3 separate regions of the Homo sapiens genome follow, and regions 1 and 3 are each linked to region 2. A link is a contact called in ENCODE Hi-C data. All regions are on one chromosome and are shown on one strand. Each heading gives the region's core, a stretch centred on a gene start or an enhancer-like site at or near the end of the contact. The rest is flanking DNA. Distances are from core to core; before and after follow the strand shown. Region 1 holds the start of CAVIN4 (caveolae associated protein 4). Region 2 holds the start of NR4A3 (nuclear receptor subfamily 4 group A member 3). Region 3 overlaps COL15A1 (collagen type XV alpha 1 chain).

What was found. A loop is a pair of places that touch in the nucleus more often than their neighbours do. Pooled maps may share reads with other maps.
Region 1: a pooled map of heart right ventricle shows a loop between it and region 2 (4-fold over the local background). The contact joins the promoter of CAVIN4 here to the promoter of NR4A3 in region 2. A Hi-C loop is called at or near these places in 1 of 50 pooled maps.
Region 3: a map of sigmoid colon shows a loop between it and region 2 (5-fold over the local background). The contact joins the enhancer-like site here to the promoter of NR4A3 in region 2. A Hi-C loop is called at or near these places in 2 of 168 maps with a recorded cell type or tissue (ascending aorta and sigmoid colon) and 6 of 50 pooled maps.

What each region holds. Positions count from the first base shown.
Region 1 is chr9:100,576,206-100,579,587 of GRCh38, reverse strand. CAVIN4 (caveolae associated protein 4) reads right to left here and starts at 1,509. Exons shown (of 2, transcript NM_001018116.2): 1 at 1,037-1,509. The coding sequence starts at 1,444. MSANTD3-TMEFF1 (MSANTD3-TMEFF1 readthrough) reads right to left here. Exons shown (of 10, transcript NM_001198812.1): 10 at 1,952-3,072. The coding sequence ends at 2,988. TMEFF1 (transmembrane protein with EGF like and two follistatin like domains 1) reads right to left here. Exons shown (of 10, transcript NM_003692.5): 10 at 1,952-3,072. The coding sequence ends at 2,988.
Region 2 is chr9:99,820,116-99,823,194 of GRCh38, reverse strand. It overlaps NR4A3 (nuclear receptor subfamily 4 group A member 3), which reads right to left and starts at 1,310. Exons shown (of 8, transcript NM_006981.4): 1 at 788-1,310. RefSeq lists enhancers at 80-592, 2,995-3,079 and a silencer at 1,167-1,216.
Region 3 is chr9:98,973,367-98,976,513 of GRCh38, reverse strand. All of the region lies in intron 2 of COL15A1 (collagen type XV alpha 1 chain), which reads right to left. Among named protein-coding and RNA genes, the nearest start is that of COL15A1-AS1, 30 kb to the right of the region's middle. Within about 2 kb of position 1,398, at least 13 of the 41 ENCODE cell types and tissues checked have a DNase peak (open chromatin) inside an H3K27ac peak, as active enhancers do; they include ascending aorta, where a contact is called at or near this core.

The DNA.
Region 1 (3,382 bases), core at 260-2,759, 760 kb before region 2:
TAAATTTCTTAATACATACTACCAAATCTGCCTTTCAAAAATGTTTTATCAATTAATATTTCTACCAACAGAATATGAAAGTGTTTTTTCCCAATCCTTAAATTAACCTCTGGGTATAGGTTTTAATAACTGCCAACATTTAAATAGGTGAAATTAGAATTTTATTCTTATTTGTGTTTTGTAAACTGCCTGATAATGACAGTTTCCCACTTTTCTACTGTGAAGGAATGTTCAATTTTTTTCCTTTTAACTGTAAGAGTTTTGAAAATATACCATAGATATTATGCATTTGCCATAAATATGTTCCTATTTCCAAAAATATGAGTGCCAAGCGCAGAATAATATGGGAACTTAGCTCAATACACAATGCCACACACAAAATATTATATTAAATCACTTAAGTAAAAAGACTTTGTAATCAAACATAGGAAACTACTTATGTGACTCATATATTTGTATTACTATAATAATAAGAAAAATAATTGCCTCATTGTTCATTGGAAAATCGCTATCATTGTGATCTATATGTAAAAATTCCAATACACAAATCACATTCTGAAAAGTTTATATCTACTGTTTAGGCCTTTCCAGGCTCTCCATATAAGCAGAAAAAACCACTGCTACTGGTTGTCAGTTTCTTCTTTTAGAGAACAAAGAAGTGTTTTAAACTAGAGGCTTCTGAGTCTTCTTCTAGTTCTAACATTTTCAAAGTCTATGAGAGGGCTTCATGCTAATAAGGCTAATATGCTGAAAGGGCCTTACCAATATTAAGTTTCAAAGGCAAGAAATAGCCTAAGCTATGAGCCACAGTTCATATTACATGAAATGGTTGAGAAGCTCAAAATACCGAAATGACAGATAGTACTTTGGTTAACAGAGAAATGGTTTTATCCTGAGATTGCTGCTAATACAGAACTCCATTGTATTAATATATACAATAGTTAAGATGTGACACTGGAAACCTCTGATATGACTTTTGGCAATTAAAAGATGCAAGAGATTAGAACAAGCAAGCTGAACACAAGTGCAAGCTTACCTGGAATATTACCACGCGGAATTTGTTTTTCTTCATTATTTCCTCTTGCTTGACTTCAACTTTTTTAACATGAATTTGTTGCTTCTCCACCCGGGCTTTCACATCTTTAATGTGAGCACTAACTTTTCGGGTTTTCTCAAACAATTTGTTAATGATATGCCCTGTATTGCTATGCGACTGTGAAAGCTTCAACAGGTCAATCTGGACGGATTTTATGGCATTTTCCATTTCCCTGTGTCTCTCTTCTATTCTCTTCTGGCTTGCCTGCACACTGTCCACGATGGAGGCTACTTTGTCCAGCACAGTCACAATGGTAAGAGCAGCGTCTTGGTCTTCATCTTCTGTAACACTCGACAGGCGATTCTGGTGGATTTTATCAGCATTTGAAGCAGACCCATTATGTTCCATTTTATTTATTTCTCAGCGTAAGATGTCCTAACCACAATCAATTCTGGCACTTGGAGCAAAAAGTCAGCTTGATAACAGGCAACAGGGTTGTTTAAAGAGTTGGAAACCCCACCCCTAGAGAACGGTCAAGTATTTATAACTACAAATACCCATATGTGACTGTTCTGCAATCTGAACCCTTGCAAAGCACCGGGGACTGTTCCAAACATGCTTGCTGACTGACTAAGGGACTCAAATAAGACTGTGTGGGTAGAAGAGTAAAGCTTTTTAAAAAAGTTCACTAAAGCCACCATGTAACTAATATTAAACCTAGAAGCCAAATGATCAAAAAAGCAAACTCCAAATGTTGGGTAAAGCTTTTGCCTTTAGATAATTTCAATCAGTATTTGTAACAGTAAAGGGGAATTCTGAACCGAAATCTGCTTTTTCTACTAATTTCACATATTAAATATACTGAAACACCAATATCAAAAAATTTGGTAAATAAACACACCAAAACAGAGGCCATATAGTGAAAACATTATATTATAACATGCTTTTCCAAACAAAATATTAAAATTAATAATTTTTAACATATTCTTTAAATTCTACATGCATACTTTTGAATATCTAAACTACATGTTAAACAGCTGAATACATTCTACTCACACTTCAGATCTTTAAACACCAACAATCTATGAATATTAATCTATTACTACAGGACAAATTTGGATATACGTCTTGGATAAATTTTAAGCTCACTTTAAGAGCACCAATCATTAACAATCATTTTTGTATTTTATTCACAAACACTGATACGATTTGTTTATTTATGTTAAAACAAACATTTTCTTTAAAAATGAATGTGTATTAAAGTAGTTTAACTGGTAGAATAGGCTTTATTCCAATCTGTTTGTTAAACAGCCTATTTTCACAATATCTATATCTACTTTTCATTGATCTGTTCCATCATTACTAACATATTTGTTCAAATTATTAGGACTATTTTTTCAAAGGGAGGAATAATCAAATTCCCCAGTCCATATATCTTATAAATATTTTACACCTAATACACACAGCTTTACAGTTCATGCGATAGGCAGTGTCTAAAAAATCAGTTACTAAATCTCAAAAACATTTAAATATCTATTTAAACACAGTGTCTTCTAGATTTTTTTTGTAAGAAAAGTAATCTGTAAACATCTTTACCTTTAGTTCATGCTTGGTCATTTGCTGTGGTCATTGTGGAAGAAGTGGATATGACTTTATAACCATTTGTGAAGTAGTCCATCTTTGCAAAAATATTACATTCCATGGGTAAAGAACAAGTCTTAGAATTACCATGTGGTACAAATTTGTGAAAGCAATTTCTGTATTTAAAAACATAAAACAAAGACTACTAAACAGTCCAAAACTGTCGTAGCTGAATATTCTAAATACGAGCCAACAGTACTACACTAAAAATGTCCAAAAATAAGGCCTCTGAAATAAATATTTCCATTCTTTAAAAAAAGACATAATAAATGTACATCACATGGTCAGTGTACATATAAAAGTCATCAGTTTAAACCATTCTGGATGACGTATCTGAAGTAAAATGACCTAGGTTTTGCTTCTGTCGACGTCCTCTATTGTTTTTGGGGCATTTTCTGTTGCATTAAAAAAAGAAAGAGAGAAAAATATTGTTTTGATGATTTTGTTCAGGATATTTCAAATGTTTCCAAAGTAATACACATTTTGCACATAAAGCCACATTGCAAGCAATTACATGAAAGGGAAATGAGATGGTATCTGTTGCAAGACAAGATGAAGATGAACACAATTCAGACTGCTACCTCCTCTACAAACCTGGAAGTTGAGAGGATTAGATATGTAATATAGGTACTGGCACAAGCAAAACTCATTACCAGTGTCTATGCTACTATGTATGCATCCCTGACAGATATCCCACCCTTCCTC
Region 2 (3,079 bases), core at 61-2,560:
GTCCGTGAAAAAGCATGCCTTTCCCACACCGAGCCAACGTCCAGAGGAGAGGGACACCGTCCCCACACGTGTCAGTGTGCGGGAGTCGCCAATTACACCCGATTTACCTCCTAAGGGAAAAGTGTAAACCGGCATGTCAGCGACGACAGGCAGACGTGCCTAGTGGAACCCCAGGCTCATTTCAATACAATAAGCCACATTCCTACAATTACGCCCTCTTTCCTGAGGTCCTCCGAGTGCGTCTGCAAACTCTGGCCGTCGCTGCCTAGGCCCTTCCCTCCTAAGCTTCCTTCCAGAGAACCAGCTCGGTGCCACCATTAGCAACATTTACTTGGACCCACCAGAGCTCCTATTTTCAATCCTACTTAAAAGGCAGGAAAATTACTGCCGTTCATCACCGGAGCTGCAACTCCCTGCCGCTGCCGCTGCCGCCGCCGCCGCCGCCGCCGAGAGCATCATTACCATGACAACTAGAGCCGAAATACCCTGAATTACATCGCTGGAGCCGCTATAGCACAAATCCCGGTCCTCCTCTTTGTTAGAGGCTTTTCGCCTCTTCGAGTGGGGGGAGGAATCCCACGAGCTCCAGAGATCCCCGCGGGCCCACTACAGGGGAAAAGTTTCAGATCAGAACCTACGGGCCGCTGGGCTAGCAAAGCCGGAGCCGGGCGGCAAGGTCAGGGGAGGGAACCCCACACTCAAAGTTGTCAATTTCAGGAGCGACGCTTCCCAGCAAGCCAACTTTTTTAGCAAGTCCCCTTATTAACTGGGCGAATCTCATACGTACTTGAGTGCTGTGGCGGTTCCGTCTTTAGAGCGAGTTTCTAGAGAGCTGTCCCGAAATCTGCACTGGGGGGGAGTCACAGCTGCTGTCCCGGAAGGGCTGCGGTGTACAAGCCCAGCGGCTCCCGGAGGCGGTGAGCGGCTGGTGGGGGATGCTGCGATCCCGACTCATGGGAGAGCACAGCCGAGAGGTTCCGCGGGCGTCCTGGCTTGGGCTGTGACCAGGGGGGAGGATGCCGCCGCTGTTCCCACCTCCACGGCCACTGCCGGCACCGTCAGCGTTGCAAAGTGAGCCCGGGAGGGGCGTCCAGCTGCGGCGCCGCGCTGCACCGGCAAGGGCTCAGGGCAAGAGGGGTGTGAGCGCGCGGGAGAGCGAAGTGTGTGTGCGGAGCCTGTGTGCGCGCTTGTGTCTGTGTGTGCGAGTGAGGGAGCGGGTGTGAGCGCGTCTGTGTATGGGGAGCGGAGGAGGAGCAGGAGCTGGAGGGGTGGGGGGCGGGAGGCAGGAGACTCCGCTCTCCCGGCTGCGCGTTCGCTCGCTCTCTCGGCACGTCATTTATGCCACAGGAGCCCTAGCGGCCTCTCCATAGAGTGCCTGGAATGCGAGACGTCAATGTGACGCCATGGGACGCTACGTCACCCTCCTCCTCCCTCCCCTGGCCCAGCCGGTTCCGCGTGTGCGAGGGAGGGTGTGTGTGTTCGTGTGCGCGCGCGCGCGCGCGCGTTCCTCGGCCAGTCGCACGGCCGCACAATGGAAACTCCGCCGCACGGCCGGCCCCGGCCTGGGGGCTTCTCTTTTTGCAGCGGAACCGCTCGCCAGGGCGTGCGTCTGCGGGAGGGTGCAGCGGCCTGCCCACGGGTCAGGCGGGACCGCCCAGCTGTCAGGCTCGGGTGGAGTAGAGTTGGAGGAGTGCTGCTGGCGCGCCTCCGAGGCTGCCCCGAGGCACGGAGCCAGGGCGAGGGGGGTAAGGGAGAGGACAGCTCTTCCGAAAGGGAAGGCTCCGCCAGCCAGCTTCTGACCAGCTCCAGTGACCTGGCAGCCGGTGCAGAAGGCGTCTGGCACCAGCCCGAAGACGCCCTGAGGTGCAGCTGCACTTTCCTCTTGCATAGGTTCTAAAGCTGTTTACGTTGCTCCGGTCCTCTGCGCCCAGGCTAATCCCCCCTCCCCGCATCATTTACTGGGTGCGTGTTTCACACAGGGATGCAGATGGTTCCGGGGATAAGGTTTGATTTCTTTACACGTACGGCGTGGGTTTCTTAACTGGACACGTTATAACCCAGCGAAGTGCACATCCATCATGCACACGCGCGCTGCAGCAGAAACTACTCTGTGTGTAAAACAAACACACACGTGTTGAACAGCTGAGCGGGTCTGACTATTGCAAATCATTCCTCCTCCCCGGCACCGGGTCAGAAATGGAACTCTCAACTAGCACTTTCACTTTTTGATGGTTGTAGATGCCCTCCGCCCACATCTCCCAAATTAAACATTTCGAAATCAATCAACAGGACTTATTAGTCAGTCCCTCGCTAGGGGATTTGCTTTGGTCTCCTCGGACACATTTGTCATGAAATGGTGTGCCGAAAGCCTGGGTGACTGTATGAAGGAGAGCAATTTCTTCCTGGAAATGATAAATTTAAGTGTAAATTTCTTGATGAAAACAAAATTTATCAGAGTTAAAGACCCCTAGTCCCAAAGGTTGCTGCTGAGTGAACGCAGTCTCTTTCAGAAATGAATTTTTGGACAGGAGAAAATATTTGAGTGAAACAATGCAGATAGAGTGGTCCCCATGTGGTCCGCTTGAATCACAAATACCGTTTTATATGTTTGACCTGTCCCAATTTGTGTGTGTGTGGCGGGGGCGGGGGGCGCTGCGCCGAGGGGAGATACAAGATTCCTTTGTAGACAGCACACATTTCAGAATCGAAGAAGGTTCGAGCTAGGACCAGAAACTTGAAAACAAACTACATATAGGTAAATATGGCATGTATATCTTTCTTCGCCTCCACTTCCAATTCAGACACGGTGGTGCGGAGAGGATCGTGGGAGAATGCCCCGAAAGTTGACCCAGCCGAGAGCAACCGAGTCTCTGCACTGCGGCGGGTTCCAATCCAGCCTCGGAAGGAAGGAGGGCGCTGCTACATTGTATCCATTCAAAGGCTTGAAGGGGGGGAGCAGGACCTGGAGCCGCGCGGCGCTGACGCACGCGAGGCGCGTGATTGACGCAGGCGATGTTACTAAATTCGGCGGTTGGCCGGGACCCGCCGCCGGCGCGCGCCGCAGATAGCGGAGTAGGTT
Region 3 (3,147 bases), core at 149-2,648, 850 kb after region 2:
CCACTGGCCCAGAGAGCCCATCTGGGAGGCATGAATCCATGGGGCAATGAGAGACCCAGGGAGGGGAGGAAGGACTCAGGTTCAAGACTCTGTCTGTGACCTTGGGCCAGCTAGTCCCCCTCCCTGATCTCAGTTTTCCCATCAGAGAGTTAGACCAGATAGACTCTCAGAGCCACATCCACTGTGATTTATTCTATGTATTTTCACTGCCTTCAAACACTTCCTGGGGCTGCATCTGACCGGTCTTATTCTCTCACTTCATTAATGCTTAGAGATAGCTTCATTTCCAATGGGGGTTTTCAACTTACTTTTCCAATTCATGAATTTGATCATATTTCTAAAGCTCCCACATTGTGCCTTGTGTAGTGCTGGAGACATGGAGCTAAGCCTGGAACATGTGTGCTCAAGCAGCTCACTATCTAGGTGACCATTAGTAGTCATCTGCTCCTATTACAAGCTCCAAAGCCTTCAATGGCTCCCCAGTGCCTTCAGCATAAAAGCAAAATTCTACTCGAGACACCCTCTGCTTCATCTCCTCATTCTCCCCCCGTGTCTTTGCCTTCACTCATGCTATTCCTTCTAGTGACATCACTCTTCCCCATCTTCTTACATCTAAATCTTTCCAGTCAGGCTCAGCTGCACCCCAACACACGGGGGCCCCACTCTCACTCTGCAAAAAGGGCCAAAGTCATCCCCCCTCCTCTAAACATCCACAGAGCCAAGGGGATGCTGTGAAGGAACGGACACAGGGAGAGACAACCTGAGCCTCCCTCCCTCAAATCTAGTTCAGACTCCTAAGTGCAGTTTTGGGGTGGCCCCTCCTCAGGGCGCAGAGAGGAGAAATCAGACGGTTTCAGAGACAGAGGAGGCAGAGGAAAATCTGAGCAGTCAGGGCAGGGTGCGACTTTCCTCCCAAGGGTCCAAAGCCAGTTTCCATGGAAACCAGGCAGAATCCCAGCCATGAAGAAACAAACAGAGCAGGGTTCAGGTTTTCCTTCCACACAGATGACAGCGATTTGGCCAGAGATGAAGAACAGGAGCGAACTCTCACCTCTCCTCCTCCTCTCTGCCACAGGCTCAGGGACATCATCTGGCACCTCCCCTACCCCGCTGGGCCTCGGTTTCCCCTTCCGTGCGATGGGCTGGATCAGTCCTTCCATCTGTGGGGTCCTGAAGCAGTGCCCGGGACTAGCCTGAGCTTTGGAGCCTTGCCTCCCTAGAGAACTGTAGCTGGCTTTGCAAAGCTCCCTCTCACAGACGATCATCTGGGACCTGAGCCCAGCGCTAGCGCTAGTTAGCATTTAAAGCCAGAGGAGGCTAAGGAGCGTTCCTCGCTCCAGGTGAAGGAGCGCTGCGGATATGTCCGGACGGAGGCGCGAGGGAGGCTGAGGACGCCCCGGGACCGTGCGCGGCAGCGGCTCCTGGCGGTCTCTACGGGAACTGCGCTTCCACCAACTGCAAGGAAGGCTTTCCACCTGCGCTGTGAACCGGGATCCCAACAACAGACTCAAAGCGAAAGGTCTGTTAAGGGACCCAAGAGAGCAGGTCTGAGGCCATGCAGTGAGTTTGGCCAAGCCAGGCCTAGAACCCATAACGCCTCCTTTCCCTCCTCTGCTGTTTCTCTGCACCGAGTGCTGGGAAAGGCTGAAGGTGCCCCTCCTGGGTTTCTACCATTCCCACACACGCCTCTAAAGACCGACGGCACACTTCAGTCAGCTTAAACGGGGCCACGGTGACTCCTGCAAGCGGGTGGGTGTATTCCCACTGGGGGGCCGGGGCTGAGGGGGTCCAGATGACCCTATACTGCCTGTGGCCTGGGGCTGGACCAGTAGGATGAGGGTATGTAGGGTAAGGTGGGGGGACTGCCCTTGGGACCCCAGAAGGGCTCCTCTCACCTGAGTTTCTTGGCACTCAGTCCCTGGGGAGAAGAGGAGGTGCTCAGTCCCCCTCCTCTGCGCCTGCAGCATGGGGGGCAGACCGTCGGAGAAGCCACGTGTCCCTCCTCCTTGCCCTTTGTCAGCTTGTCCTGCCAGCAAGTTGGGAGGGTGGGGTTCTTGCATCTTCTGGGACGGTTCTTTCCCTTCCCTTTGGACACCCCTACAGAGAGGTGGCCCCCAAGGACCCTGGGTATGTCTAAATCACATCTGGCATGTGACTTCCCTTTCTCCCACCTCCCTGGAGGGACAGGAGTTCAGCAACCGCAGACTGTGTGGGACAGTGCAGCTCACCACCTGGGGAGGAGCTTCCTACAATGCTCACCCATCCAAAGCCACCTGGCTTCCACCTGCTCATCTCCACTCACGGCCACCTGACCATTGCTGCACAATTCGAAGTCTTCGGAAGTCCTTTCTCATGTTGAACTGAGGCAACCGCCCCTGCAACTCCCACCCACCTGGCTGGGCCTAGCTCTCTACCCCTCTGAGACCACACACAAGTCGGCCTCAACTTCTACATCCTGACCTCTCAGATGTTGCATGGGGTGGTGGAAAGGGCCTCAGCCTGCAAGGTGGACTCTGCCACCAACTTGGCATATGACTTTGAGCAGTCCCTTCCCTTCTCTGAGCCTCAGGTTCAATATCTGTCAAACTAGAGCCTTGGACTAAATATTTTCCAAAGGCCCTTGCCAGGTCTGACAGCCTCATCGTCTGCCTCCTCCTTGTCTCCCGCCAGTGTTTCAGTTTTTCTAACCGCCCCTAACTGCCGGTTCTTTCAGTCCACAGCCTTCAGGCCTGGAAGGAATGACTCCAACAGGGGCCGGGACAAACCCAGCCCTCCCCACAGACTTCCTTGTCTTTAGCCAGCAAGGCCTGGCCAGAGGCAAGGAGCACTGTGCTCAGGAAAATGTCACAGCTCTCTGCCTGTGTGGAAACTCAGCCCCACCCAGGCTGGAGTCTCTGGGGGCTCCCGTTTCCACCTGACTCCCTTTCTGAGGAAAATGAACACAACACAATCCACGGTGCCTGAGGGTTTATCTGCACCCAGCAAAGGTGCGAGAGGTTCTTAGAAAAACCTATCACCCGATGCATTTCTTAAAAAAGAACTGTTTCCTTGCCAGGGAAAAAATCCTGGATCAACTTAGAAAGTAGACCTGGCTCGGCCACAATCAAAGACCCTATTTTTCTGAATTACAGAAGAGCATTTTTCTAC